Regions from separate parts of the Homo sapiens genome. Here region 2 is linked to region 1. A link is a loop called in an ENCODE intact Hi-C map of the cell type or tissue named here. Cell type or tissue: heart right ventricle. All regions are shown on one strand. Links, peaks and the distances in the headings refer to the core of each region. The heading gives the core; the rest is flanking DNA.

Region 1 (16,117 bases), core at 5,077-13,076:
GAGAACCCAGAAATAAATTCATGTATTTACGGTCAACTGATACGAAGAACATAAACTGGGGAAAGGATACCCTCTTTAACATATGATGCTGGGAAAACTGAATATCCACATGCAGAATAATGAAACTAGACCTCTGTCTTTCACTATATAAAAAATCAACTTAAAATGGATTAAATACTTTAATTTCAAACACTATAAAACTACCAGAAGAAAACAGAGAATATGTTTTAGGACATTGACCTGGGCAAAGGTTTCATAGTTAATACTTCAAAAGCATGGGCAACAAAAGCAAACATGGACAAATGGAATTATATCAAATTAAAGCCTTTTGCACAGCAAACATTCAACAGAGCTAAGAGACAACCTTCAGGATGGGAGGAAATATTTGCAAACTCTTCCTTTGACAAGAGATTAATATTTAGAATATACAGGGAACTCAAACAACTTAATAGCAAAAAACCAAACAATCCTATTTTTAAAAAATGGGCAAAGGATCTCAATAGACATTTCTCAAAAGAAGACATACAAATGGCCAACAAATATATGAAAAAATGCTGAACATCACTAATTACCAGGGGAATGCAAGTCAAATCCACAGTGAGATATCATCTCACCCCAGTTAAAATGGCTATATCAAAAAGACAAAAAATAACAAATGCCAGCAAGGATGTGGAGAAAAGAGAAATCTTTTACATGGTTGGTGGAAATGTAAAGTAGTAAAGCCATTATGGAAAACAGTATGGAGGTTTCTCAAAAAACTAAAAATAAAACTACCATATGATCCAGCAATCATACAGCTAGGTGTCTATCCAATGGAAAGGAAATCAGTATATTAGAGATCTCTCTGCAGCTATGTTTATTGCAGCACTGTTTACAGTAGCCAGGGTATGAAATCAACCTAAATCTACCAATAGGTGAACAACTAAAGAAAATGTGGTATATATACACAGTGGAATACTATTCAGCCATAGAAAAAAATGACATTATGTCATTTGTGGAAACATGGATGAGCCTAGAAAACATAACATGAAATGGAAGAAGTCAGGCACAGAAAGAAAGACCACATGTTCTTATCCACATATGAGAACTAAAAAAGTTGAGCTTGGAGAGGTAGAGTAGTAATTACCAAAGGCTGAGAAGGGTGATGAGAGCGATAAGGAGAGATTGGTTAATAGACACGAAATTACAGCTAGATAGGAGGAATAAGTTCTACTGTTCATTAGCACTGTAAGGTGACTATCATTAATAATTTATTGTACATTTCCAAATAGCTAGAACAGAGGATTTTGAATGTTCTGAACACAAATAAATAATAAATGTTTGAGGTGATGGATGATGTCAGTTACTCTGGTTTGATCATTACAGGTTATGTATATGTATTGAAATATCACTTTGTACTCCATAAATAGGTACAATTATTTGTGTCAATTAAAATTCAAAAACACAAGGAAAGGTTTTCAGTTTCAACAGTCGTCAAGAAAATGCCATTAAACCTAAGAGATTATTTCAGACCACCAGAAAGTCTATGTTAAAAGGGAGATAACACGAAGTATTGGTAAGGATATGGAACAACTGGAAGTTTCACGTACTGCTGGTAAAAGTGCAAATAAATATAACCACTTTGAAAACTCTTTGACAATATTTAGTAAAGCTAAACATATGTAAGCAAACTGGCTCCTATCTATATAACCAAAATAATTGGCCAGGCTGTGCATAAAAGACTTGTACTAGAGTGTCCATAACAATACTATCCACAGTAGCCCCAAGCTGGAAGCAATCCAAATGTCCATCCATAATAAAATGCATAAAAAGTACTATAGCTTGCACAATGGAACCCTTTAAAGCAATGAGAACAAGCAAATGTAATGGCATGGGAAAATCAAAGAAATATAAGTCAAGCAAAGACGTCATGCACAAAAGAACACAAATTGATGAGTCTAAGAGTTCAGAAACAGGTGAAGTAAATCTCTGGTGTTAGATGTCACTGGTTACCTTTTGGGGGACAGTAGCTCCTTGGCTTGAGTGGGCCTTCTAGGGTGCTAGTAATGTCTTATTTCTTGATCTAATTGCTACTTAAATGGTTATATCTACTTTGTCAAAGAAAATTGAGCCCTACCTTGTTCCATTTTGCACTTATCTGGTATGTATGGTATGTCCTTAGAGTGTATGTGTGTAAAGCCTTGAAATGCTGTGATGAAATACTGCTTCCACAAACTAAAGAATTGTTAGTCCCGAAATAGATGATACAGCTTACATGTTAAAATAAATTAAGTCAAGGAAAGCAAATGAAGCTCTTTAAAAAACAGCAATGTGTCTTAACTGTTCTAAATTCTTCCTTCTCAGTAGTTTGTCTACAGTGAGGTCTAAATATCTGTTCTCATTGTTGCCTTTTGTCAATTGGAAGCTCATTTGAATGTTTTTCAGTTTTCCTTCTTATTTTCTTTTCCATAAGATTAAACTGAAATAGACTGATGGATCTCACCTCATCCTGGATTTCTTACATTTCTAGGTTTCTTTACAGTTTTTAAGGATGATGTGCTATATCCCAGATGCAGTGCCTAAAACCAGATATCATATTGAGTGATTTGCTGCATTTCTTATTGGCTTGTGTAAATATACCAGTGGGCACCAGAGGAGTCATTATTGTCAATCACATCAGGGATCCAAGCATGGAGGAGTCTGAGAATGCAATTATGTAGCAAATAATTCCATCCAGTGGAGAGGGCTAATGATACAAGAACAGAACTGCAGACAGGGATCTGTGTTTTTGTAAATGAATAAATAATATTATGTTTCCAAAAATGACCGGTCAAATTTAGCTCCGTGGAGAAACTGATCACGGTAATGTACAGACATGTCAAGACATCTCTTCTTCTTTCCTCAATATCTTTAGGAATGAGAAATTAGGAAAGAGGTTGGTCATTCAAACTAGCTTTTTCTTCTCTAGCCAATTAGAACTGTTCAGCTGGGGGAGGCTAAGGAAGAAGGATCGTTATAATTGTGCCACTGCACACCAGCCTGGGCAACCCTCTCTCTAAAAAAAAAAAAAGAAGAAGAAGAAGAAGAAGAAGAAGAAGAAAATATCTAGCTGGGTTTGGGTTAATGGCCTGTAAGGAGTAGATCAGTATTTCAGGAGACTGCTGGTCTGGCAAACATTTAAAGCAAAGACTTCTTTTTTTTTTTTTTTTTCTAATTATACTTTAAGTTCTAGGATACCTGTGCACAACGTGCAGTTTTGTTACATATGTATACATGTGCCATGTTGGTTTGCTGCACCCATTAACTCGTCATTTACATTAGGTATTTCTCCTAATGCTATCCCTCTCCCTGCCCCCAACCCCATGACAGTCCCCCGTGTTTGATGTTCCCTGCCCTGTGTCCAAGTGTTCTCAATGTTCAATGCCAATCTATGAGTGAAAACATGCAGTGTTTGGTTTTCTGTCCTTGTGATAATTTGCTCAGAATGACGGTGTCCAGCTTCATCCATGACCCTGCAAAGGACATGAACTCATCCTTTTTTTATGGCTGCATAGTATTCCATGGTGTATATGTGCCACATTTTCTTAATCCAGTGTATCATTGATGGACATTTGGGTTGGTTCCCAGTCTTTGCTATTGTGAATAGCACCGCAATAAACACACATGTGCATGTGCCTTTATAGTAGCATGATTTATAATCCTTTGGGTATATACCCAGTAATGGGATCGCTGGGTCAAATGGTATTTCTAGTTCTAGATCCTTGAGGAATTGCCACACTGTCTTCCACAGTGGTTGAACTAGTTTACAGTCCCACCAACAGTGTCAAAGTGTTCCTATTTCTCCACATCCTCTCCAGCACCTGTTGTTTCCTGACTTTTTAATGATTGCCATTCTAACTGGTGTGAGATGGTATCTCATTGTGGTTTTGATTTGCATTTCTCTGATGACCAGTGATGATGAGCATTATTTTCATGTGTCTGTTGGCTGCATAAATGTCTTCTTTTGAGAAGTGTCTGTTCATATCCTTTGCCCACTTTTTGATGCGGTTTTTTCTTGTAAATTTGTTTAAGTTCTTTGTAGATTCTGGATATTAGCGCTTTGTCAGATGAGTAGATTGCAAAAATTTTCTCCCATTCTGTAAGTTGCCTGTTCACTCTGATGGTAGTTTCTTTTGTTGTGCAGAAGCTCTTTAGTTTAATTAGATCCCATTAGTCTATTTTGGCTTTTGTTGCCATTGCTTTTGGTGTTTTAGACATGAAGTCCTTGCCCATGCCTATGTCCGGAATGGTATTGCCTAGGTTTTCTTCTAGGGTTTTTATGGTTTTAGGTCTAACATTTAAGTCTTTAATCCATCTTGAATTAATTTTTGTATAAGGTGTAAGGAAGGGATCCAGTTTCAGCTTTCTACATATGGCTAGCCAGTTTTCCCAGTACCATTTATTAAATAGGGAATCCTTTCCCCATTGCTTGTTTTTGTCAGATTTGTCAAAGATCAGATGGTTGTAGATGTGCGGTGTTATTTCTGAGGCCTCTGTTCTGTTCCATTGGTCTATATCTCTGTTTTGGTACCAGTACCATGCTGTTTTGGTTACTGTAGCCTTGTAATATAGTTTGAAGTCAGGTAGCGTGATGCCTCCAGCTTTGTTCTTTTTGCTTAGGATTGTCTTGGCAATGGGGGCTCTTTTTTGGTGCCATATGAACTTTAAAGTAGTTTTTTCCAGTTCTGTGAAGTAAGTCATTGGTAGCTTGATGGGGATGGCACTGAATCTATAAATTACCTTGGGCAGTATGGCCATTTTCATGATATTGATTCTTCCTATCCGTGAGCATGGAATGTTCTTCCATTTGTTTGTGTCCTCTTTTATTTCATTGAGCAATGGTTTGTAGTTCTCCTTGAAGAGGTCCTTCACATCCCTTGTAAGTTGCATTCCTAGGTATTTTATTCTCAAAGGAAAGACTTCTTTGTTGATAGAAATTCTAATATGAGATGAAAAAAACCCTCCATGTAAACAGAAACTCATAATTCCTTCATGTAGCCAGTATGACATGTTCCTCTCATATACAGGATGGCAATCTGCAGGGATGTCTTCAGCATCTTCAAGGCCTAGGTATTTGGCCATGCTATGAAAATAATTATACTAGCTATTTTTGAAAGCATCTACTGTAGTCTAGGTTTCTTAGATATATATTTTGTTTAATTCTCAAACATCCCTGACACTAATGACAGTAGCAGGAGCAGCTTTGAAAAAGATCACTCCCTTTTACTGAATGTTTATGACATGCCAGACACTGCACTAAGGATGTAATTTAAAACACTCTCAAGGTGAGATATCCATTTTTCGGAGGAGAATGTATTGGAATCCCATCATTAATCTATTTCACTGATGTGAATTTGATGACAGTCCTTTGGCAAAAAGAGAAAGGGAGAAAGAAGCTGAAGGAATAAGGGAGAAAAAAAATGATGTTCCAAATTTGTTCTATGTTCTACATAAAGATCTTGTGTCCAGGAGTTGGTGTGAAGAAGAGGTAGACCTGTTATTTATTCTGCCCCTAATCGCCACCACTTTGTTCCTCTCACTGGGTGAAAAACAAATCACACTGGGGTGAGAACAAGTTAAGTATTCAAAGATGCATTTATCTTCCCTCCCAACACACACACACACACACACACACACACACACACACACACACTCCTTAAAAGCAAGAAGTCTTCATTTACAATGGAAGAAGCAGAAATTTCTCAATGCTGGGCAACCGAAATTATTTTCCTTTTTCAAGAGTAATTTTAAGTATCACTGATTTTTGCTTTATGTTTTTACATTAAAATTTACCATCCACCACCCTTACTCTCCTAGCATAAAGATGGTACACCACTCACTGTACTGAGTTTCAGGGTTTTGATGCCCAAGATTAGAAAGTGACTAGTGGCATTAAGACCCTATCTGAAATCCACCGACTGACGTAAAACCAATTCCATTCTAAGAGGACTCAACTAACAGGCTGGTTATATGGATTGAATGAACTTATGTGTAGGGTTGGTGCACATGTACTGAGAACTCTATAAATCTTAGCTTTTATTATTGTTACAGTGTGGATTGATTCCCTAGGGCTGCTGTAATATGAAATCTTCCTTTGGTGGCACCATAGTTGTGGACAATGTGAAGGCAGGAGTTCTCCAACTTATTGCTCAACCTCAGAGCTTGTTAAAAGGCTTATACCCAGGTTCACATGCAGAGATTCTGATTCAGTAGGTCTGGGCCTGAGTTTTCTTTTTTAAAAACAACAAGAACAACAAACCAAGCACTTAGGTGAAGTAGGCACTTGGAGTAAAATGGCTTCACTAGCTTGGCATGGTGGCTCTCGCCTGCAATCCTAGCACTTTGGGAAGCTGAAGCTAGAGGATTGCTTGAGGCCAGGAGTTCGAGACCAGTCTGGACAACATAGCAAGACCTTATCTCTTAAATTGAAAAAACAAACAAACAAGTAATGGCTACACTTTGAGGAACATGAAATTAAAGGAAGACTCCAGAAGAAAATTCCTTAAGTTAAAAAAATTGGCAGGGCAAGGTGGCTCACACCTGTAATCCTAGAACTTTGGGAGGCTGAGATGAAAGTTTTGCTTGAGGTCAGGAGTTTGAGACCAGCCTGGTCAACATAGCAAGACCCTATCTAATAAACAAATATTAAAAAGAAAAGTAACTCTTTTCACCTAAGAAATATAAAATTGTAACTTTGAATATGCTCCTTCAAACTATAATTGCATCACCTCCCCATGGAGATTCTGATTTTTCTTCTCCACATCGTGGGGACTGTGTTCGGTTTGACAATTTCTGTGCTCCAATGTTATCTTGCTAATAGACCTAAAACAAAATTTCTTCCTAACAATCTTAATGACTGTGCCATTAAGACAATGTTACTAAGAAAACATTCCTTCTGAATTTGTTAAATCCTCCTTCATTAAAAAGTTATGAACCTACTCATTAAACAAAGGAGGAATGTCTCTTCACCTTTTATTTCCTATAGTACACCAAAAGGTTTTAAAGGTAGTGGCTGGACGGATGTTTAGAGTCAGGGCAATTGCAGTTGGAGTCTCTTAACTGCCCTTTAGTAGTTGTGTGACCTGGGGCAAGTTACCTAACCTTTCTAGACCTCAGTTTCTTGGTTTATAGAATATGGATTCTAAGAGGACTCAACTAATAGATTGGTTATGTGGATTGAACAAACTTATGTGTTGGGTTGGCACGCATGTACTGAGAGCTCCATAAATCTTAGCTTTTATTATTACAGTGTGGATTGATTCCCTAGGGCTGCTGTAACAAATTGCCATGAACTGTGTGACTTACAAGAACAGAAATTAATTATCTCAAAGTTTTGTGGCCAGAAGTCCAAAAGTCAAGGTGTCAGCAGGGCCATACTCTCTCTCAAGGCTTTAGAGGAGAATCATTCCTTGCCTCTTCCAGTTTCTTTTTCTTTTCTTTTTTTTTTTTGAAATGGAGTCTTGCTCTGTCACCCAGGCTGGAGTACAGTGATATGATCTTGGCTTACTGCAGCCTCCACCTCCCAGGTTTAAGCTATTCTCCTGCTTCAGCCTCCCGAGTAGCTGGGACTACATGTGAGTACCACCACACCAGGCTAATTTTTGTAATTTTAGTAGAGTTGGGGTTTCGCCATGTTGGCCAGTCTGGTCTTGAACTCCTGATCTCAAGTGATCCTCCCACGTCGGCCTCCCAAAGTGCTGGGATTACAGACATGAGCCGCTGTGCCTGGCCACTTCCAGTTTTCGATAGCTCCAGACTTTCCTCAGTGTTTGGCTGCCTAACTCCAGTCTCTGCCTGTGTTTTAAAATTGCCTTCTCTTCTCTCTGTGATTGTCTTCTCTGTATGTCTTCTTAATGACACTTGTCATTGGATTTAGCACCTGCTGGGATAATCCAGGATGATCTAATCTTGAGATCCTTAATTTAATTACGTCTGCAAAGATTCATTTTCCAAATAAGGTTGCATTAACAGGTTCTGGAGATTAGGATGTGAACATACCATTTTTGGGGTTTAAACCCAAAAGTATCTGAGTCAGATCTCAATCATTTAGAGGTTTATTTTGCCAAGGTTAAGAACATGCCCAGAAAAAAAAAGAAATACACAATCACAGAAGCAGTCTGTGGTCCGTTCCTTTTTCCAAAGATGATTTTGAGGGCTTCAATATTTAAAGGGGAAAAGCAGGCTGGAGGGGAAAGGGGGAGGGTATGGTCATATTACTGAATCTACATGTTGTAAGAGAAAAGGAGCAGAATAGTCAATCGTGTATTTGACTCATGTTCAGTAAATCATCACTTTACATAAAGATAAAGTGAACCTAGAGCAGCTCGCTGTGGAGATATCTTACCTTTCGTCTGTAACTATCTGCTTAGGAACAAAAGGAAAGGCAGTTTCTTGCAGGACTCAGCTTTCAGCTTAGTTTTTTTTTTCCTTTTGGGGTTCTGAGATTTTCTTTTACAAGGTCCACCATTCAACTCACTAAACAGAATATGTTTATAATAATTTGTATGTGTGTGTGTTTACAAATTACTTTTATATACATTGCCTCATTTAAAATTTTAATTCTTACAACATTCTTGCAAAGGAGGAATATGATGATTACACGAACACCAGTAATCCAACAAACAATATGAAAACTACTATGAGAGATGGAGAGGAGGAAGAAGGCACGAGATTGCTTCCTATAAAGGGATGTTAAGCAAAAGCTTTATGAAACAACTAAAAGCCTACATGTAACAGGACTTGAAGAATGAGTAGAATTTTGAGCCTTAGATTTCTTTTTTATTTAACCGGAATATTAACATTATAGGCTTGCCACGAGCATTAAGCCACAGAACTCATGTAAAACACTTAATACATAGCTTTGCATATAGTGTTTAATACTTATTTTTCATAAGCACTATTAAATATTGCTTTTTCAATACCTACCAAATACATGATGCAAATTATAACATTCCTTTTCTTGTATAGAATATTATATCCATTATACTTTAAAATGTTTCCTTCTCTTTTTAAAAATAACAGTGATTTTGGTAAATCTTTCTGAAAGTTATCAATCATTTTACGAGAAAAATTTAAAAAGTCATTTATGCTAGAATATTCTGCCACCTACAGGTAACCAGGGCTGCTACAATTCTCACAATACCTCGTTGCTTTTGCCAATGTTAAGTAGACGCAGGGGCATCTACTTAGACTGTAGCAGGGCTCAATAAATACTTGTTGCTTTGTTAATATATTATTGTCAGCACCTGTTAGTCAAAGTGCTTCTTTAGACATGAAAAGATATTCATGCTTTACCCTCATGCTCCTGATTATTGAAATTTCAGAAAAAGCACAAATTTTTCAGCTTTTAATAGATCATTTGATCATATAACTTAATGGTTTTCAAAGTGTTATTCCTGGATCAGTAGCAATGCCTGGGACCTTTTTAGAAATGCAAATAGTTGGACCTCCTAGAATTGCAAATCAAAAGCTCTGGGGGTGGGGTCCAGAACGCTGTGGTTTAATAGGCTGGCCAGGTGGTTCTGATGTATCCTAAAGCTTGAGAACCATTGATCTGGATGTTGGAAGTGGGGGCTTCTATAGAGCAGGTGAATGGGGGATAAGGTGAATCCTGCATGCTTACAGTAGTGTAGGGAGAAGGAGGAACCAGTGAGAAAAGCCTAGCCCAACTGCACAGCTTCATAAATTAGCAAATCAAAAATATTTCATTTGGGTAAACATATACTTTATGTGTTGGCAACACTATGACTTGGCTACTTCTTTCTTCCAGCTAGAGAATTATGGTTTTTTTCTATCAAGACTTTAAGGGAAATGTTGGCTTAGATTGTTTTCTACTTTCTCTTACATTAAAATCATTTATGAGATTAAGCTAAATCTCTTAGGTAACTAAAATTTTACTCACACGCATAGCTAGAACCCAAACTGCAAACCTTTTAGAGTTCAAGAGACATTATTCCACCTTACCTCATTTAAAATCTATAAAGCAGTATAACAAAAGTAGGTCATTATTATTACCAAATATCTTAATGCACAGGATGGGAGAATATTCTTATTTGCAAATATGGATTTGAAATCAAGGCATGTCCTCCTTTAAGTATGCCAAGATCTCAGGATTTGTTTTATGGTACAAAATAACATATCAGGGCTTTTAAATCTCTTTGGCTAAGAAGCATCATGGAGAGGGTAGAAATGCAGTACCAATATGAACAGCTAGTGAAAAACATGACCTGGGTTGTGACAGGGAAAAGAAAATGGAGCATCACAAGAACATTTCTCCCACTTAGCAACAACTGCTGTGAGGCTAAGGGCAAGAGAACTCAACCTAGCAACACTTACTTGTTTCCTCCTAAGAAAGCCTGGAGACCTGTGAATGAAGTCAGAATTTCATCTTCACCCTTGACTTGCTGTCTGAAGGACTCCAGCACATTGCTTAAGCTCCCTAAACCTCAGTTTTCACTGTAAGACGTGGATAACAACACACTCTACTGCAAGAGGCGGTAGTGAGAGTTTAATAAGGAACCGGTTCTCAAACTCGGCTGTATATTGGAATTACCTGGGGATCTTTAGCAACTACTGTCATGAGGTAATCCAGGCAAAAAAGCGCTTAGGATAATGCTTATCCTGTAAGAAGAGTGAGACCTGCAGTAGCAGTTATTATTGCTGCATGTAAGGTAATAGGTTAAATGGTTGTTGCAAGCCAGGGTGCACAGTAAAGTTACCTGGAAAACACTGATACGCAGGCCCCCACTTGAGGCATTCTGATGTGCCTGATGTGGAATGGGGACCTGAGCGTTTGCTCAAAGTCTCTAGGTGACTGATGTGGAGCCAAGGCAGAGAACAGAATTTTGTGCTATTTATTGAAAGATGAATAAAATAAGGGTCTTCCCCTTAACGTGTCTATAATCTTATAAGACAAAACAAGATGAACTGTAATCACAGTATCCTAAGATTTGAGCACTTAACTATGCGCTGGATCTATGCTAAACACATAAATATGGATTACATCTCTGTATGACAATACCATAAGATGGGTACTACTATTGTTAGTAGCAAAAAATTGTTAATATCTCCATTACTTTTTTTTTTAACTTTTAAGTTTGGGGGTTCACGTGCAGGTTTGTTACATAGGTAAACTTGTGTCATGGGGGTTTGTTGTACAGATTATTTCACCACCCAGGTATTAAGTCTAGTTATTTTTCCTGATCCTCTCCCTCCTCCCACCCTTCACCCTCCAAAAGGCCCCAGTGTGTGTTGTTACCCTCAGTGTGTTCGTGAGTTCTCATCATTTAGCTTCCACTTATAAGTGAGAACATGTGGTATTTGGTTTTCTTTTCCTGTGTTAGTCTTCTGAGGATATTGACCTCCAGCTCCATCTATGTCCCTGCAAAGGACATGACCTTATTCTTTTTTTATGGCTGCATGGTATTCCATGGTATATATGTACCACATTTTCTTTATTCAGTACATCATTGATGGACATTTAGGTTGATTGCATGCCTTTGCTATTGTAAATAGCACTGCAATTCCGGCACTTTCTAAGAAGCCAAGAATTTCCTTGTTTTATGAAAATGGAAGATGACTTCAGGATTGTAAGCATGAATGTAGGATCACAGACAGAGTGAAATTTTCTGCATAATCAAAGTGGATACATCTACGATGTCTGAAGAGACCAAGAGAGAAAAAAATCAGAACTGGGGGAGTGGTTAAAGTGCTGAGGAGGTGGGGTGGGAGAGGTAGAGGGAAGAATTTGAAGATGATATAAATACTTGTTTAAGTAAAAGAGGTGTTTACTTAAAAGCATGAGCTTCTACACTGCATGGTATAACTAGATTTCTTATAGAAACCAACTTGTGAACTAAGCACAACTGATGGAGAGATTAAGCAGTCACCTGCTGAGAACAAGGGTTACAGCTCAAACCTGGGTGACATGCTCATTAACGAGGTGAGGGAGCTGAGGTTTAACAGGTTAAATAAATTGCCCTGAGTTAAGAGCTAGCTAATGGTAAAGCTGATGCCCAGGACTAAAATCTTATCTATTTCACCCTGTCAGGTAGATTGTGGCCAGAGGTGTATTCAAGTGTTAAGGATAATAGTCATCTCTCTGGGGGAATTAGGAAGGACTTGAAAAGGAAGACATTTGAGAATGGAGCATGATGGGCTTTGGACAAGACAGGGTAGGAGAGAGCAGTCTGCTTTGAGATAGTGATTGGGCAAAGAAAGACTCCAGGAGGGGAAGTATGATAGGGAAGGGAAGTATGATAGGAAGGTGATGTTTTGGTTGAGGCAACGTGAAATCCTCTGGGGCTGAAAGCTAGAATGAATGTCAGAAGATGCTGTGAAATTAGGGGGGAAAGGGAGGCTTGGACCAGATTGTAGAGCTCTGCATTTTTAGAAGCTTGGATTTAATTTGAGGGACAGTAGGGAACAACTGTAGACTGTAGACTTTTGAGCAGGGAAATGACACAATAAGGGAAATAACCGCATTTTAAAAATATGCCTAGCAGCAATGAGTTTTCTTGCTAAAAATAAAACCATACAATTTTTGGACTGAAAAGGACTTTAGAGCTTATTTGTCTATCAGTTTCAAGCTAGTGGCCTGTGGGCTAGACCCAGCCCAAAGGTGTGTTTTCTTTGGTTTGGTCCCATGATGTGTCTTATCTGTTCTTATCTCTTTCAACCTTTATCTGAAACATGCACTACCTAATTTGTAGTTTGTACTCCTGATGTATTCATTGAGCTTCGTGAAATGGCCAGGTAGAGCTAGAGACAAGAAGAACCCTTTACCAAATAAATTTAGCAGTTCTGACCAAAGGAAACCGGTTATTGGGTGTTTTGGGGCCATGTGTGGTGGCTCACACCTGCAGGCACTTTTGGAGGCCAAGGTGGGAGGATTGCTTGAGCCCAGGAGTTCAAGGCCAGCCTGGGCAACAAAGTGAGACAAAAATTATTCGGGAATGGTGGCGAATGCCTGTACTCCCAACTATTCTAGAGGCTGAGATGGGAGAATCACTTGAGCCTAGGAGGCTTAAGGCTGCAGTGAGCACCAAGATCATGCCACTGGACTCCAGCCTGGGTGACAGAGTGAGACCATGTCTCTAAAAAAAAAAAAAGAAAGAAAGAAAAAAGAAAAAGAAAAAGCTGTTATAGGGTGTTTTTCATCTGATCCCAGTCACATTTCAAAAGCCATCTTTAAAAAAAAAAATCATGAATCCTGTATAACTGTGGTCCATGAGAACTCCTAATTCAAGAACGTGCATTTCAACCCAGCATCATCTTAAAAGCCAGAGGATTCAAGTCTTAGAAATTGACCATATGTCTTTTGAACAGACCTCTGGTCATTCTTTGTGGATAATGCATTTTTTTAAACAGTATAATGCACAGATTCCCCATGCCAGTTTGTAATTATGCCAGTTAATACCAGCAAGTTCTCATTTCCCATGAAAGAGCTATCATTCTCCACACAAATTTCCCATGTTTATGAAGACGTAAAGCATGAAGAATTAGCATAAATATAATGAAATACTTTTTCTTTTGGTTGCCTCCTTTCCTGAGTCCTTGCCACACCTTGTCCTCTTCCTGTTCTTAAATAAGCCACAGACTAATTGGCCAGAATTTGTACATATCCCTTCATTTCAGAGCACAAAGTTCTTTGAAGGGGGGCAGAATAATAGTTCACGTTTTTAAACTGAAGGCATATTCTTAATGATTTTTCCATGGTCAGGGATTGAAAGCCCACAACTTAGTTACCCATGTGGAGCAAAGTGAAAAAAAAAAAAGTTTTATATCAGGTTTCTCAGTTTAGGCACCGTTATTATTTTGGGTCAGCCTACCCTTTGTTGTGAGGTCCTGTGCATTGTAGGATGTTTAACCCCATTTCTATTTTCTATCCATTAGTTGCCAGCAGGATCAACACCCAGTCATGACAACCAAAAATATCTCTAGTCATTGCCTAATGCCCCCTGGGGGGCAACATCTCCCTGGATTGAAAATCACTGCTTTATATCAACCTTAATTTTGCTTTTGAACTTTTTGCTCCAAACTCTGTAGACAGCACAGTGGATAGAAATGAAAAATTCAACTGTAAGTGAATTAAAGTAATAAAATCAGACATGTTCCTTTTCTTAATTAAAAGTTTAAGAGCATTAAAATAAACTTTAAAAGTTGTAAGTAGATGAGAAAATTTATTAGAAGGTTCTCTAAATATTCAGAGGAACCAAAAGGAAAAAGGGAGGGTAAAGAGAATATTTTGGAATTTGGAAATGGTGTCCCTCTCTAAAGAAATTAATGGCTTTTTTAAATGTTACTTTGCAATATGGGGCATGTGAGTAATAGCATGCATTTTCTTCCTTGCCTAGAGTAATTACAGGAGAACATCGAAACATTAAATCTAGAAAAAGTTTCAAAGCTTCATGTAGGAACTGGTAACTAATAAGATGCAAAAAAGAAAACATAAAAGTGACAAAAGATTGTATATTTTTTTAAAAATAAAATAATTTTGGGGATAAGCAAAAAATTAATCTCCAAATTCTTGTGGCTATTAAAGGGAAGACACAGACGGAATTAACTTAGGTTCTCATTTGCTGTGTTTCATCATGTTTTAATGAATAGTAGTTGTATTTTGAACATATATTATAATTTTTATATAATAGTTGTCTATACATGTAGGCTAGAGTGGTATTAAAATGAATGATTATGAAATCAAGATACTACCTCATTGACACAATCATAGAAAACACCTTGTCTAGCAGTTCTTAACCCTGGTTGTGGATTTCAAATGCCTGAAGAGCTTTTTAATGATACAGGTTTGAAAAATACAGATGTCCAGACTCTACTGACAATTCTGATTTAACTGGTCTCGGGGAGGCTGCAGCACTATTATTTTTTAAATAGTTGTCAGGTGATGCTAACATGCACCCAAGTTAAGAACCACTGGTCTCATCCATGGGTTGCAAACCTAAATGGTTACAGGGAGCAGGAAATTAATGCAAATTAATTAGGTGATCTTTGTATAAGAACTTTTGGAGACTGTGGTGAACTGGAGAGTAGATGCCCTGTTTAAAAGCTTTCTGCTGCTCAGTTATAGCCATATGGAAATGCTCTCCTGAGTTTTGTTAGAAACCAGGCATATAGGTATTTTAGAGAAATTTCTCAATTTTGGGGGAATTTCTCCAATTTCCAAATAAACCACATCGGTAGTCGGCCAGTTTGCAATCCTAAAGTCAGGCCAACTTATTTATTTCACCAATGAAGGAACTGAGAACCAGAAATTACACAACTGTCCATGATGATGTACTTAGTGGCAAAATAGAGATTGGACCCACAGCCTCTCTCTCATTATGGTGTTTTGGCTTTTTTCTTCAACTATCGCACGTTGCTGTGCTACAACTGTTCATGTTAATAAAAATGTCTTTTGGGCACTGCCAGTTTGCTAAGTGAAACACACATGTCATCTGTTTTAAACCTCTCAGGGAATTTGTGGACTAGCCACCAATATCCACATTTTACAAATGAGGAAAATGAGGTTAAGAGACATTGACCCACAGTGGTCCAGTGGAGCACAGCACTGAATTAAAGTTTACCAGATGGCAAAGCTTGTGCTGTTAACTCTTTGTTCCCTGTTCTCCTGGAAGTTTCTTTCCATATTGTGTGAGGAGTCTCTCTTGATTCCATTTGGAAGATATATACATAGCCCTAATTTTTGAGGCACAACTCAAGATCCAGCCACATGATAGTCCTCCTGTACTGTACTCATCTGTGGTATTTATGATTGAAGTTGACCCTGCTTGAGGCCTGAGGTCAGCTCTTCACCAGGTCTGCTGGAAGCCCAGGAGAAATGACAGTCCTAATGAAATGCATTCTGAGTAAGACCCTGACAGTCTTGCTATGGCCATGCACATTTGGCATTTTCAGAAGAGATGGATTAATTTAAAAGTAAACATTGGCTTCCTTGTCTCTCCCTGGATTCTCAGCCTGTGCACAAACACACCATGAAGACAGGTCTGCTTTGCAATGGAAAATAATGTGTTTACGAAAAATGAGGAAAAAAGATGAAAAAGGATTACCATTAAAAGCTCATCAGAATCAATGCATATTTTTGCAT
Region 2 (16,117 bases), core at 5,295-13,294, 330 kb before region 1:
GTTCTGATTAAAAGCTAGGAGAGCACAACTTTGTAAGCCCATCACAGCAGCGAACCGTTCCAAATTCAGACAGGAAACACCTGGAACTCTGTGCACCACTAGGAACGCACTTTACATTTCAAAACAGATGATTCTAAATTGTTCATAAATATTTGTCTTGTTTCAATAAAACACTCTTCAACCAGTTTCATAAACCCTTGGTTCAGAAGGCTAAAACGTACACGCTACTAGGCATCCACATTCTTTTAACATTGCATATATTTATGTGGACAATATCCTGGAAACATAAAACCCAATGGCAGGCATTTAATAGCGTCATATGGGAATTTTAGTTGTTTTTTTTCTTTTTTTTTTCCGGGGAGAAGGACAACTCTCTCCTTCCATAAATAAAGCCCAAATTGCACTTGTTGTCTAAAAAAAGTGAACTGAAATATAAATTAAACTCAAGTTTCTTTAACTTGCCTGTTATAGTAAATAAGACCCAGACAAACCCTTCTGGAGGCTTAGAAAAGCTTTAATATAATTGATTATTAAACCTCCAGCTATAGGATAGAGTCATACTGAAGGCCTTGTAGCCAAACATTCCCTCATTCTTGAACATGATGAGCCCTTTAAAATGTTTTTAAAAGCTGTTTTTAAAAAGACACTAAAATGAAAAGTAGCTTAGTTTATAGGTTGAAAATTAATCTTTAAAAGCCATTTCTGTACATTTTTAGTATTGTCCAGATTTTCTACCATACACATGGACTTGTATTGCTTTCATTTATTTTAATGTATACTTTGATCATTAGAAAAAATGAAAATGATTTACACACACACACAAAGAAGAAAGAATCGGGTACCAAGGGCCAGTTCCCAGGTGCTGAGATAGGGTGTTGCGGAGGCTGCAGCCACAGCCTCAAACCCAAGCCAGCCTGCCAGGGCACTCTGAATCTAGCCCACGGACCTCCAAAGTCGAAAACAGGGCAACCCAGGCTTCCCAAGAGTTAAATGGGAAAGTGGGTCACTTCGAAGTACTGTCCAAAGATTGCTACGAGTGAGCTGCTGTTCATAGTCATCGTCTTCTTTTTAAACAGTTATAATTAAAAATTCATCAACTGACCATAAACTTCTTACTCTGGTCTAACTAAGAAACATCAGCACACTGCTCCCGGTAAATGAAGATTAGGCATGGCGGTGATAAGAGACTGCATAGAGGCTCTTCGGAACCATAAAAGATGGTCGTTAGAGGTAATGATAAACTAATTCTGGATACATCAGGCAGCAGATGCTCAGCCCTAGGTTAATGATTAACGTGCTGGACCCTGGCCAGTTAAGAAGTTGTTTAACCAATGCCCCTGAGAAGCAAACTTGTTAACATTCACTTGTTCCTAACTACAGCCACTGTTTTCTCTCTCTACACTAACTACACTGCAAGTAAGTTTTCATCTTTCCCTGCCTCAAACCAAGAATTTAACATGGAGGTCCAGAACTAAGACCTAAGCATAAAGCTCATTCAATTTTCTCAGACTTTTGAACCTTTACTGAACCAACCAAAGAAATATTACTCTCCCACTAGACTAAAATATTCTGACCCACAGTTGAATGGTAATTGGTAATAGCTTAGTTTGTTGTTCTTGGATGAATTTTTATTGCACCCGAAAAGAGACACCCACAAAATTTAAGTGCATTGATGAAATTATACTTCAGAGATGACAAAATAGAAGAATCTTATTTGTTTCTATATACAAGGTTTCTATGTCCTTCTAGTTGGTACATTCACAGATAGGATATTTAAGGGTCAGGCTGCCACTGTCAAACAAAATAAAACCATTTAGAGACATTTAATCTAATTTTAGGAACAATGCATTTTAGGAAGGTGATTAGTAATGCAAATGTAAAATTACCCTTGGTTGGGATAAGCAAGACAAACAAAGGATACTTAGAAGTACTTGTGTTGTCTTCAGGATTAGGGAATGCTGCTTTGATCATGTTGAAAGGAAGATAGAAAAAAGATTGAAAAGCTGGGTCTCTAAGGTAGGAGGTCTGGGATCTGTTTATTCTACTTAGTTCAAGTTGGAATTGATGCTGTTAAACATGTGAGATGACCCTAAACTACTCTTCAGGGTTAAGGCAGGTCTGAGGCAGATGGATGAATTACGCAAATGGACTATAATGTGTAATCTGTGCATGTGTGTAACAATAAAATACAGTTCTATCAAGATTTTGGTTGAGAAAAGTTAATGATAAAAGGGCTGGGCTGGAAGACTGGGTCGAGGAAGGAGAGTGATACTTAGGGTTTACTCACATCTTATCTAGGCAACTTTTCTGGTCTTGATTTGGGCTTTAAGGGCCATGAATACACAAATATACTTAAATTCCTACATTTCCAGTATATATGATGTAAGAAATTTCAACCAATTGGTCTGAATCTTCTATATTTTGCACTTCTCATCAGGCACCTAGCCAACGGTTGAGGGCTGATCTTCTGACTTGGCTTTCCTGGTTGACCAGTGCTGGTTCTATAACCCAATTAACTATCAGAATTCCAAGCAATGAACTAAGCTTGCTGGTTTCATCCTGGCAGAAATGAACACAATCTTGAGCTAAAATTGTACAGTTGTAGTCCAACAATAATGGCAGATACAAAGGCTATGTTCCCGGTACAAAGACAAGCATTTCACCTGCATAATCTCATTTAGCACTTAACAATTCTGTACCGGAGATATTATCTATAAACCCATTTTACAGACGAGTAAACAAACTCAGCTAGATTACAAAGTGAGAAAGCGATGGAAGCCACATCTAAATCTAGCATACCTGATTGTAAAACAAAATCCCCCTATACTGTTTTCTAACATGAATAACCACTCCACCCCAGTACTTTACCCCTACAGATTCATTGGTGGTATAGAAACAAAGGACTCCAAGGACACAAAAGCCTAGGTGTCCTTTTCTGACTAGGTAATTGGGTGAGAGCCTCCTTTTCCACCAACAATCAGCCCTTTTTTTTTTTTTTTTTTTTTTGAGATGGAGTCTTGCTCTCACCCAGGCTGGAATGCAGTGGCGCGATCTCGGCTCACTGCAAGCTCCGCCTCCCAGGTTTACACCATTCTCCTGCCTCAGCCTCCGAAGTAGCTGGGACTACAGGCACCCGCTACCATGCCCAGCTAATTTTTTTGTATTTTTAATAGAGATGGGGTTTCACCATGTTAGCCAGGATGGTCTCGATCTCCTGACCTCGTGATCTGCCTGCCTCGGCCTCCCAAAGTGCTGGGATTACAGGCGTGAGCCACCACGCCCGGCCCAATCAGCCCTTCTTAAACACCTAGAAATAAATGTGCTTCTCTCCCAACTCCAAAAAGTTCCTATAAGGAAATGACCTCATCCACCCGTTACAGAATCTCTATTTCAAATTTAACTCCACCCAATATTTTTTAAAGATCGATTTCCACAGAAAAGCAGAGCCCAGGATATATCTAGATCATACTCTGGAAATCAGCTCTCAGCTCCATTTTTTCCTTTCCAAAAGCATAGCTCTGGACAATTATATTGCAGAGAGGAAATCAAGACTTAAAGCTAAATTTAGTTATCTATAACTGTTAGAACCATTTTCACATGGATTTCAATCAAATTTTAATTTAAGTAAATAATGCATGGGTGAAAAGTCCTTTTAAAAAGTACAAAATAAAAGCAGGACAAACCAGGCCTATGCACATACCTAAAACAACAGTCCCCAAAGTTTAACTACTGCTCATTTTTAATGTATCCTTTCAGATAAAAGCATATACCAGTATAGAGATCTCATTTTAAGAAATAACTTCTATAAATGCTTGCCACAAAGTTTGTAGATCTGTCTAACTGAGCGTTTGGAGCTCTACTTCATTCTTTTTAATAGGGCTTCCTGCCGTATAGATGTATTGTTATTTAACATTTATCTTGTTTCTAATTTGGGAGGAAGGGATATATTGTTGTGGTGGGTTTCCATTGCATAATGTTACAAGTAGCATTCTTGTGTGCATGTATGTGTGCCTGTATACATACATATCTTGGCACACTCTTTTGTGATTACATCCACAGTATAGATTATGGAATTTATAAGCCAGACAGAATGAACATTTTAATTTTAATAGATATTGCCAAAAGCTGCACCAATGTAAACTCTCACCAACAGTTTATGAGTGCTTATGTCAACACACCCATCAATGTTGCCTATTATCCAACTGTTACATCTCTGCCAACATCATTTGGTTGTGTATTTTCTTAATTATGAATGAAGTTGAGTACCTTTTCACATGTCTATTGATTATATTCTTATCTTGCTTTTCTATTGGGTAGTGTGTCTTTTTCCTTGACATGTAGAAACACGTTAAGAAAGGAGAAAATTAGCCCTTCATCTCCTCTTGCTAGTTTGTTATGTTTTTTGCCATACATAAGTTTTAAATTTTTATATAGTCAAATGACCAATCTTTTTCTTTATGGTTTCTGGGTAGGCTGGATAAAAAATAGATTTAGATTCAGACCTATAAATAGGCATCCATGAAAAATGTAAAAACAACCCTGGCCAAAATTATCCTCAAGTTCTGACATTTAAAACAAACACTCCAGAAAACGTTTACACTTGTTACAGGACACGGAGTCCTGGACACCTGCCCAAACCTTCTACAGATCCATTTATGGTCTTGGTCTGGTGCTGGCTGTGCTCATGTGCCTATGGAATGGGCTATGAGGAGCCTTTCGGGTCAAAGCAAACACTACACACAATGGAAAATGAGGACAAGTTGCTGTGCTCGGTTATCACAGCCATGCTGAAGTTTTGGTGGCCCCTCCTCAATCCCAGTAACCCAAATTCCATCACGAAAGGGAGAATACAAAGTGCTTATTTCACTTCCCATCTGGGGCATGTTGAAACAGTCCAAACATCTGAAAGGAGGTGTGTGTGTGCGTTTACCCTATCACAGGTGGCCACATGTGGAAGGATAGAAAGGTGATACAGTGGAAAGATCCACATTTAAATTCTGGATCCTCCATTTCCTAGCCCTGTGACTTTGGCTAACTTAGTTAACCTGTATAATTTATATGTGTGACTAACTTTTGGCAAGTTATAATACAATTCAGAACAAATCACAGTTTCTTTTAAATTTATAATCCTAGTTTGCCAAGGATTTTCCAAACAGGTCTTCTTTCTATGTGAAAAAAGCTATGCTGGTCATGTTTCTATGTGAAAGAGCTCTCAACAAAACATTGCATAATTATCGAGAGCTCTTTGGCACCTAAAATTTACTTATAGAAGAACAGATACTAGGTAAACAAAAGCCCTCAAAGTTAACGTCACAGCGAGGCTTAGGCCCCAAAGGATGCTAAGAGATTCTTTAAAAGGCTGAATGAAATGTACACAAGAGAATATTCTCAAAATGGCAGGGAGGAAACTACAGGATATTTGTAGAATCTATAGCAATGGCAATCAAAATATTCAGTATGCCATATAATTGAATCCATATCTGTAATTTACACATCTGCTTTGAAAATGGCTTCACATTTCACAAGCAAGACGATGTAGAGTTTCTGTAATGTATAATACTTTGGTAATATGTTTTGTGCACCAAAATATTTTCCAGCATCAAAATTATAAATGGTTAAGACAAAAACAGCTGACCTCACATGCACGACTAAAATAAGTTTCTTTGATGTGGGATACCATACAGATAGGGCAATTATAACTGTTATGTCTTTCAGGTCAAAGCAAAGAATACACATAACTGGAGATGAAAAGAGTATGGCCATCCTCAAAAAATTAAAAATAGAATTACCATATGATTCAGCAACTCCACTTGTGGGTATATACCCAAAAGAATGGAAAGCAGGGTCTTGAAGAGATATTTGGATGCCCACATTCATAGTGGTGTTATTCACAATAGCCAAAAGGTAGAAGCAACCCAAGTGTTCATTTAGTGGATGAATGGATAAACAAAATGTGATATACAATGCCATATTATTTAGCCTTAAAAAGAAAGGAAATTCTGATACATGCTATGACATGGAAGAATGTTGAGGACCTTACACTAAGTGAAATTAGCCAGTCATAAAAAGACAAATCCTGTATGATACCACCTATGTGGTATCTAGAGTAGTCAAATTCAAGAGGCAGGAAGGAGAATGGTGGTTGCCATGGGCTGGGGGAAGGAAAAATAGGTAATTATCGTTTAACAGATACAGTTTTGGTTTGAGATGATAAAAAAGTTCAGGAGATGGATAATGGTAAAGGTTGTACAATAACATGAATGCACTTAATGCCACTGAATTGTACACTTAAAAATGGTTAAGGTGGTACATTTTATGTTATTTATATTTTACCACAATAATTTTTTTAAAACTTAAAAAAAAAGACTGAGGTATACCTACTTTCTCAGTTTGCTTGGGCTGCTATAACATAATACCATAGTCTGGGTGGCTTATAAACAACAGACATTTATTTTCATAGTTCCAGAGGCTGAGAACTCCAAGATCAAGGCACTGGAAGATTTAGTGTCTAGTGAGGGCCTGCTTCCCAGTTCATAGATGTTGCCTTCCGTCTTCACATGGTGGAAAGGACTATGCAATTCTCTGGGGCCTCCTTTATAATCACTAATCCCATTCATGAAGGCAGAGGTGTCATGGCCTAATCACCTCCCCCAATCCCCACGTCCTAACACCATCACCGTGAAGATGGGGTTTCAACCCATGAATGTTGTGGGAGCACAAATATCCAGCCCATAGCACCTATGTAGTGAGGTTCCCTGAGGAGACAAGTGACGTACTTAAGATGAATCAGGTCTAATTGCAAAGTGGGTGCAGAGGGCAGAATGTGCTTGGAAGAGGTGCAGTGAGTTCAGGAAACTTCCCTCCACAGCCACAGCCCTCATGAGACCACCTCGAAGGGAGAGACCCCAACCTCACTTATCTACTTCACTCTGATCTCCTCCCACTGGCCACACCCACCTGGAAGCCAGGGAGCACTGGCTGATGGAGTCCCTTGGGCAGAAAGTAGGGTGGGAAAGAGTGGCTGTGAAGAGCAAGGAGACTGAGCAAAATCTATACACGCCAGCGTAAAGAGGAGGCCAGAGCATACAGCTGAATGAAAAACAGCAAGCTGTGGAACAGGAGGTTCAGTATGATGTGATTCATGGTAAGAGGAGGGGGAAATGCCAGCACGAAGGCTATTTTCTACCAGCAAACTCAGAATAGAGTCTAAAAGCGATATATACCAAACTGACAAGAGTGTTAACTTCTGGGGCAAAGATGAGAGAAAGAAGGAACTTTAGACTAATCTGTACTGTTTCAAGTTCTTCCACAAGGAATGTGTTTATGGGCTTCATGGAGAGTTCAATATTAATTTAAAAAGAGTAAGTGGGATCATTAATTGTTTCTATAAAATGGAGATACCCCCAGCTTTTGCAAAATTGGGTTAGGCAGCCCATGTCCAGGCATGTCCTGGAAGCCCTAAGTGAGTAAAGAGTCGTAACAGAAAAAACATCAAGTTACGTCAAGCTATGGCTATGCCAGTGGTTCTCAAAGTGTGTTCCCCAGAACAGTAGCATCACATCACCCGGGAATGTGATAGGAGGGCAGATTTTTATACCTGACCCCAGAACTACTGACTCAGAAACCTTGGGATTATCTACCAGGGAGAGGGTCATATGTGATGTGGTGGGACAGGAGTCTAAGGCCAAGCACTGCTAGACCTTACTGGCCAGAGCTGCCATAGACAGCAGTACAGGCTGTACAATGCTCCTGCAGCTGTAGGAGGTGTTATTCACATAGACTATGATGAGAATGGCGTTCCTTGGGGGTGGCGCACTGCAAAACCTGCATCCCATCCATACCTGTCAGCCCTTAAAGCAGGGGGGAACACAGAAGAGTTTTAAGCAGGCAGATGACATCATCAGGTTTGCATATGGAAAGACACCCCTGGCACTCTGCTTAGAGAAGAAAGAGGTAACAGAGAGCTATATCAAACTGCTTTGTCTCCTATATATCTTTGGGGCTGCTAATTAGCTATATCAAGAGTAAACTAGGCCAGGTGTGGTGGCTCACACCTGTAATACCAGCACTTTTGGGAGGCTGAGGTGGGAGGGCTGTTTGATCCCAGAAGTTCAAGAGGAGCCTGGGCAACATGGTGAGGCCTTGTCTCTATTAAAAATGAAAAAATAGCTGGGTGTGGTGGCGTGTGCCTGTGGTCCCAGCAACTTTGGAGGCTGAGGCAGGAGGAACGCTTGAGCCCGGGAAGCTAAGGCTGCAGTGAGCCGAGATCCCACCACTGCATGTTCCCGCCCAGCCAACAGAGCAAGACCCTGTGACAACGACAACAACAACAACAAGAGTGAACTAAAGTAAAAGACTCTTTGAATAGAATCCAAGTTGTCTTTACAGCCCAACCCTGAATCAAGGCCTCCAGATACTTGGGTCTCAATTAGCAGAGGGGCGGGAAAAGGAAAAAGGAGGACAATGAAAGACTCCCAGGTCCTACATTACATGCGTGTCTGTACACACACAAGCACACACACACAGAAAAAAATGAAAGCAGGGGTAGGGGGAGCAGGGGCAAGCAGGTGTTGATAAGGAAGAGGTGAGCCCCTTGGGGAGGTAGTTTGAGGAAGAAACCTGAAGCTAGGGGGCAGGTCTCACTGGCAATACTGATTCAAAAGCCATCAGCACCCAGATGGTAATACAACTACAAGCAAGGATAACATCACTCAAGGTGCGTGTAAACACTGGAAAATCAGTGGGCTGAGGCCAGAGCCCCGGAGAACCTCTACATTTAAGAACAGGAGCTAGTGAAGGAATGTGTTGCACATGGCTTGGAAGCTAGGCAGCTGGAAAAGGCCAGCAGGAATACAACCAAAGACTCTTGGCATGGCAGAGCCCAGGATTTAATTCAAGTGAGACGTGTCAGCAAGAGAAAAAGGAGGAGACAGGCACGGGGAAGTGCTGCCAATGTATGTTTTCCCTCAGGAGCACTGGGTTGCCGGTGGACTCGTTAAACGGGTTGTTGTGCGTGCCACTCCGTCAGCACCCCTCCTCTGCTCAGCCTGCAGAAAGACTTCACGCTCTGGACATCTTTACTGGGGCCAGTGCACAGCCCTCCAATTCCCCATTAACTCTCATTCTGAGGAGCTGAGATCAGCTGAGGAAAGCTTTGCCAAGCTTCAGAGGATCAAAATGTGCATTTGGGAGGGGTAGGCGGGCAGATGGCGCCAGATTAAAAAGATGCTGGGCTCGCTCGCTGCTCTGAGGTCTCTGAATTGCCTCCAGCACAGCAGTGTGCAATCAGGAACTCCATCACACGACCTAAAAACTTGTTGAGTCTCTCCAAAAAGACTTAGCCTGCTACAAGATACTGAGGGGGATTGAGATGCACTTCCAGAGGGCCTGAGATTCTAGAAGCCCAGCATCCACCAGATGCCTGCTGAAGTCGATGGCTGCTGCACACTCTGCTGTAAGTCTAAAGCATTTTGCATACTGCGTTGTAATTATTCTTCTTATTATTATTATTTTACCTCTTCCACCCTGCAACGCCTCTCCAAGTAGACTACAAAACCTCCAGAAAAACATTTGTTTTGTCTCTGTATCTTTCCTGCCCAAATTGGGGCTGTCATGCAGTAGCAGGCCCTCAGAAATGTTTGTTAAATACCTGTTGTCATGGGGAAGGACGAGTTGTAGAAGCAGTGGTTGCATGCACCTCTCCCTCTCTGTTTTGTCAAAGTTCTAAGACTTCAGTGTAGTGAGCAGGGTTGACAAACTACAGCCTGTGAGCCAAATCTGGCCCATGGGCTGTTTCTGTAAGGCTTATAAGCTTTTCAGTGGTTGAAATAATAATATTTTATGACATGTGAAAATTATATGAAATTCAAATTTCACTGTCCATAAATCAAGTTTTATTGAAACACAGCCACACCCATTCACTTTCATCTTGTCGACGGCCGCTTTCATGCCACGTCAGTAGTGCTGAGTAGTTCCGACAGAGACAGCATAACCCACAAAGTCTAAAATATTGACTCTCTGGCCCTTTAAAGAAGTATGCTGGCCCCTGATCGACAGTAACACTAAATGTGGAGATACACATGAGATAGACATCCAGATATGATCTTCCTCACAAGTGGAATTCTTTTTAATTTAACTTTTAGACTTTCCAGTTACTGACATAAAAATGAAAGACATTTTAACTTACCTTGGGGCCATAAGCATCAAAACATGCTAGTGCTATAAAGTGAGCAGGCTGTGTGCTCCTCAGAAGGGTCTGCATTTATCGCCATGCTATGACAATGTCTAACAAGTTACTTACATTCTAGGCCTTAGTCTCCTTGGCAGTAAAAGGGGCACAATGGTAAGACCTCAGAAATTTGATGTGAGAATCAAATACAGTGAGTTTTTACCTCTGAACCTGGTATCTGACCTCTTGGAAGCACCTGATAAATGGAACTGCAATAATTTTCCTCTTTGTTTTTGGAGGAATATTTCACTTTACAGAAGATTTGCTCTTGGCCTCCCAAAGTGCTGGGATTATAGGCATAAGCCACCATGCCTGGCCAAAACGAAGAGATATTTGAAAGAGAGAAACAATTCTCATTATTTAGAGATGACATAATTTGTTCTTCAATAGTTGTACCTAATATGAATTACTTGTATCAGTCTGCAGTTTTTATATTTTATGACAAAATTGGAATTACTACTCTAGGACATAATTGCTAACTATGAATTCACTCAAACCTCAATGATGTGTGTCTAAATGAAAAGTTATGATAGCACAGGATGTTCTAGCCAATGAAATATGACAAGAAAAACACAATAAAAGGAAGAGTTTTTTTTGTTTGTTTGTTTGTTTGTTTGTTTTTTGAGAAGAAGTCTCGCTCTGTCGCCCAGGCTGGAGTGCAGTGGCACAGTCTTGGCTCACTGCAACCTCCACCTCCCTGGTTGAAGTGATCCTCCTGCCTCGGCCTCCTGAGTAGCTGCTCAGGACTACAGGCATGCATCACCATGCCCAGCTAATTTTTGTACTTTTGGTAGAGACGGGATTTCACTATGTTGGCCAGACTGGTCTAAAATTCCTGACCTCAGGTGATCCACTCACCTTGGGCTCCCAAAGTGCTGGGATTATAGGCATAAGCCACCATACGGGGCCAAAAGGAAGAGATATTTGAAAGAGAGAAACAATTCTCATTATTTAGAGATTACATAATGGACTACCTTAAGAAACTTTAGAACAAATTATAATACCATTTATTTAAATAGTCACAAATTGCAATAGCTATATATATATATGTACACATTAATATATGTACATACATACAAATACACACATTTATGCATATAAAATATCAAACAACAAAAGCACTGTATAGGGATTCTTTGCAGGAAGAAAAAAACCCAAAGTTTTACTGAGGGTCATAAGGAATACTATGAAAAAATATTTACTACAGCACTTCAAATAAGTGAAAAATATGATCACAAAAACAGAACAGTTGGTTAAAGGTCCGAAGAAAAATATGGTGGCACAACTACAGGGATGGAATGGCTTCATAAGACAAGCATCAACCTCAGTGTTACACAGCAGGAGAGCACACAGCCCTCCCATTGCTCAGATGTCCTTGGCCACTGCTTTCTGGAAGCTGCACTCATTTAGGAATGAACAGATGCAACTGGCAGAAAGGAGGCAGAAGGCTTTTCAAAAAGCAGCAGGAAATGAACAAGTAGAGAACGCATTCACTGAGACCCTGGCAAAGGATCCAAAGCATTCTGTAAAAGGAGTTCAGAGCCTGGGAGTCAATTTATTGGATTTGCAAAAATCAGTAATGGATAGTTTCAGTGAAATGAAATATTTCTTACAAGTAGATATCACAGGGCATGCTTACACTTCCCCGGGACCTCTCCTTTCACAAGGCACTATATTCAGGGTATTTGGGAAACATTTGGACTAACAGGCTGACTTTTACTATTTAATATAGAATCCTGCAAAAAAGAAGGCATGGCAAGATACCATCATCCTTTTTAATAGTCAAGGCTGTAAACATATCAAAGAATTTTGGAGACCAGAAGACAATCTAGCTGCAAACTTAAAGTTGAGGCTTAATTTATGTAAAGCAAGAAAATACAAAACTCCTTTCTCTTAAAGATAGTCAAAGTAAGTCTTTAAAAAAGCTTAAAAACCACAGTGATGCATATTACCACCAGCTATCAAGGCAATCACAGGGAGATTTCAAGTTCCCTCTGAGTAACAAATTAGCCTCTCTGAACAGATCAAGTTCGGAAAAAACAGTGAACTCTGAAAGCACAGGCTTTGACTGCTGTGGGCCACTTATCACAGGCTGCCTGTACTGCAAGTGGCACGGTCAGGTGTGCCCTTGGAGATCAGAAAGCCTTTTTATTAAAAATGAAAGAGAATTTGGTTTTCTCTTGCTGCTTTGATGTGAGATCAACAATTTCTAATAAAAGAGATTTTTTTTTTCCTAGACGGGGCTACAGACCAGAAATCTATGTTTAAAAGGCTGTGTTTTCATTGGCAAGCTCCAGTTTAATTAATTTCGATTTATAAAGGAGTAGCAAAGGTTAGTGACATTGTTACCCAGGCATGCAAATTAAAAGTGAACATAATCCTAGTTTAAATTTTAGGAAAATATTCAGTGTGTCTCAGGAGGTGAAACATACCACAGAAGGGCAGGAGATCTATGATTTTCATATATATACGATCTTTCATCTTTCATATACATATGAAAATCACAGATCCGATTCATATATATGAAAATCATAGATCTGATTCATATATATGAAAATCACAGATATAAGAAATTATAAATTTATAATAAAATATATATGTATTTATATAAATAAAATTATATATATTATCTATATAATTTCTTTTTTAAATATTGCCTTCTATGCCAGAGTCAAAAGGTCTGGGTAGGTACTAGCAGAAAGGTTTTTCTTGAAATCTTTTCTGGTGGTTTCCATGATGTGGCCCTGTTAAAAGCAGAGCAAATAAATTAACATTCATTAATTTTATGCATAGCATGTTTCAGCATTTATAATAACTGCTTTTTTGAGGGCTTCCTTGCTCATAGTTATAATTTTGTTAAGTCATGTATCTATGTATACGTGTGTGTATATATATGCAGAGGAATGCCATGTTTTATGAACACATGTCAGTTTCTAAGGAATCAAGCCCCATAAAAGACCACTGAGGAAATATCTGGAGGCAGAACTTCAAAACTTCTCCTTCCTTCTGTTTTCCCACATTTGGGAGAAGGGAGAGGATTTGTGAAATGTGGCCACTTATAGGCATTCAAGCAAAGGCTGAATCCCTTTCATGTTCATAAATTTGAACATATGTAACAAAATAGAGAAGGCACTAAATCCGGAGAGAGAGCTGCAGAGTTCTTCTTCCAACTGATTGGGAATACGTTTTAAGCTCAAAGTATTCTTTACCAATAACCACATGCACTCATGATGAGCAGCTACTTTAGTTGAGCCCCTGGTATCCAGATTTTTCCCATGTCTAGGCTCACACATGGTGGTCCCCCTGCCAAGGCGAGGCATGCTGCTCCCTACTTGTTGCCTCCTGCATTTTCTGGGTCTCACCCCCTCAGCGAGGGCTTCCTGCATTCGCCAGTCTCACGTGGTTTTCCTTGCTTGTTTCTCTCATCTCACTCTGTCCCTTTCCTTCATGGCACTTAGCTGTGCATTGTCTTTATGTTTGCTTCGCTTCTGTCCTTTCCCCACTGGACTGTGAGCTTCCTGAGGGCAGGGACCCTCTGTGTCAGTAGATGGAGCCACACATTAGGATGTCATGGTGAAAACACAGGCTTTAGAGGTAGATTGTCGGCTCCCAATCTCAGCTCTGCTGTGCACGGACTACGTGATCTCGGCAAGTTACTGAACCTCTCTGGGCGGTAGTTTCTTCATCTTAAGTAGATGTAGGGTTAATATTACCTACCTCATGTTTTTTCTGTGCTTGAAATCAAAAGTGATGATGCAAGGAAAGCACTTAATACGCTCTCTGGTACATAATAAGCCCTTTGTAAAATGAGCACTATTATTATTCACCACTGTATATCTAATGCCATCCACAGCCTCAATACTAAAAGATGCTGAATAAGGAGTCATCAAATCAATTTACTTGTATATTCATAATTCAATCAGAGTATTCTCATACCAACCCATCAAGTATCCCCATACCCATTCCACAGATAAGGAACTAGAGAGCTGGAGACTTCTGTTTTCTAAGCCCCAGCCTTGCCAGCACCTCACCAGCATAAACTCAGAACATTATCTCCATTACATCTCTCCTGTCAGGTTTTCACATCAACTTTGCATCCAGGAGCAGTCAGAAACAAAGTACAATATATCTATGAAGAACAAATCTGTAGCCATGAAACAAAAGCTTATTCAATTATGAACTGAGGACATACAGACAGAGCAATGTGGAGAATGTGCATATTCTCTAGTCCTGTCCCATAAACTTTGTCTTAGTTGTTGTTGTTGTTGCTGTTGTTGTTATTGTTTTTTCCAGACAGTCTCAGTCTGTTGCGCAGGCTGGAGTGCAGTGGGGTGATCTCGACTCACTGCAACCTCCACTGCCTGGGCTCAAGCAAGTTTCCTGGCTCAGCCTCCCAAGTAGCTGGGACTATAGGCGTCTGCCACCATGCCCAGCTACTTTTTTTTTTTGAGTTGGAGTTTTGTTCTTGTCGCCCAGGGTGGAGTGCAATGGCATGATCTTGGCTCACTGCAACCTCCGCCTCCTGGGTTCAAGCGGCTCTCCTGCCTCAGCCTCCTGGGTAGCTGGGATTACAGGTGCTCATCACCACCCCCAGCTAATTTTTTTTATTTTTAGTAGGTGTTGCCATGCTGGCCAGGCTGGACTCAAACTCCTGACCTCAGTCCACCTGCCTTGGCCTCCCAAAGTGCTGGGATTACAGGCGTGAGTCACTGCACCTGGCTGAGTCTTAGTTTTTACCTTCTGTGAAATGGGGACAATATAACCTTCCTGATGCACAGTGGTAAGGATGAAAGGAGACAATATATGGAGAAGGCCTCATGCAGGGACTGGCATCAAGTAGGTGCTCAGTAAAAGGCAGCTTCCATTACTCACTTCCTATCCTCCGCATAGGATATGAACCAGTAAATGGTTTTTAAGGCCACAAGTTATACTTCATCCTAGATCTTATCAATTCAATATTGAAAATCCATTAGAAACGGATATCTTGCATTCATAGTAAAGGGCAGCTAGAATGCTGAGGTCCTCGAATGTGCAGTAGATATTAGGTTAGGCGATTCTTTCTAAAAGTTTCTAATTTCTCTTATGATAAAATATGAAGAATCAAAAATTCCATCTGTACTAGAATCTGACTGTCAGCCTCGCTATTTCCAATTCCTAAATCTAGGACATGAAAAAAAAAATCATACATTCTGAGCTGTTCTCAGAATTCTCAGGTCTATGAATAAAGTTGTTTCAGGGAAAGTGGCTGTCTTTCTTTGAGCTATTTAAAGTGGTCTAACTAATTACGAAAAGAATTTGCCCACTCCTAATAGTAGAAAGACTCATTTTCCAGAACTCTGGTTAATGTGGGCTCGGCATTGTTGAAAGAAGGACAAGAGGAATCCTAAATAATCACTTTTCATGTCATGTCCCAGACCACCCAGAAAGACCACTTGACCTAAAAACCAAAGGATGGAAATAAACCCCTATTTACTCGCATGAGGCAAAACACGAACTACAGAGAACTCTTATCCCACGATGAGCAGATGTTCATTGGCTCAACTCATGAGGTCTCTCTGTGCTGGCATAGCCAAAAGCCCACCGGCTTATGTCCACACACAATAAACCTGGACAAATCGCTCTTGCTGACACTCAGAAGTATGGAGGTCAAGGTCAAAAAGCAGTGGGCTCAGAGGTCAAGGGCTGCTCCCCCAGACTAAAGAGATTGAGGGCTGGATGGCTCCTTATTACTGACGTGGTTGCCTTGGATCTCTCCTCCTTAGACCTGCCTGGGATGCAGGTATTTTGAGCAGCTGGCTTTAAAAACCTTCCAACGCCCAGTCCTGCTTTAACTGGTGTGCCAGGAAGGCTGACTATCTGTTATAACCTTACCGAAGGCCAGGGGAAGCT

Evidence for each region. Peaks named below come from ENCODE experiments on the same cell type or tissue, not always from the same donor. Only the 100,000 strongest peaks of a DNase experiment are listed, where the experiment ranks them.
Region 2: a loop joins it to region 1, with 6 times the contacts of the local background. A loop is called at or near these places in 15 of 110 quality-filtered maps.

What each region holds. Positions count from the first base shown.
Region 1 is chr3:73,839,230-73,855,346 of GRCh38, forward strand. The region is part of intron 2 of LINC02005 (long intergenic non-protein coding RNA 2005); the gene reads left to right. Among named protein-coding and RNA genes, the nearest start is that of LINC02005, 38 kb to the left of the region's middle. In heart right ventricle, for the core only: a CTCF peak has its summit at 9,125 (motif pointing left); no DNase peak of the experiment used is centred there.
Region 2 is chr3:73,512,190-73,528,306 of GRCh38, forward strand. All of the region lies in intron 3 of PDZRN3 (PDZ domain containing ring finger 3), which reads right to left. LOC101927296 (a long non-coding RNA gene) reads left to right here and starts at 9,133. Exons shown (of 2, transcript NR_121660.1): 1 at 9,133-9,454. In heart right ventricle, for the core only: no CTCF peak of the experiment used is centred there; DNase peaks (open chromatin) are centred at 8,949 and 9,201; H3K4me3 peaks cover 699 bases; H3K27ac peaks cover 5,056 bases.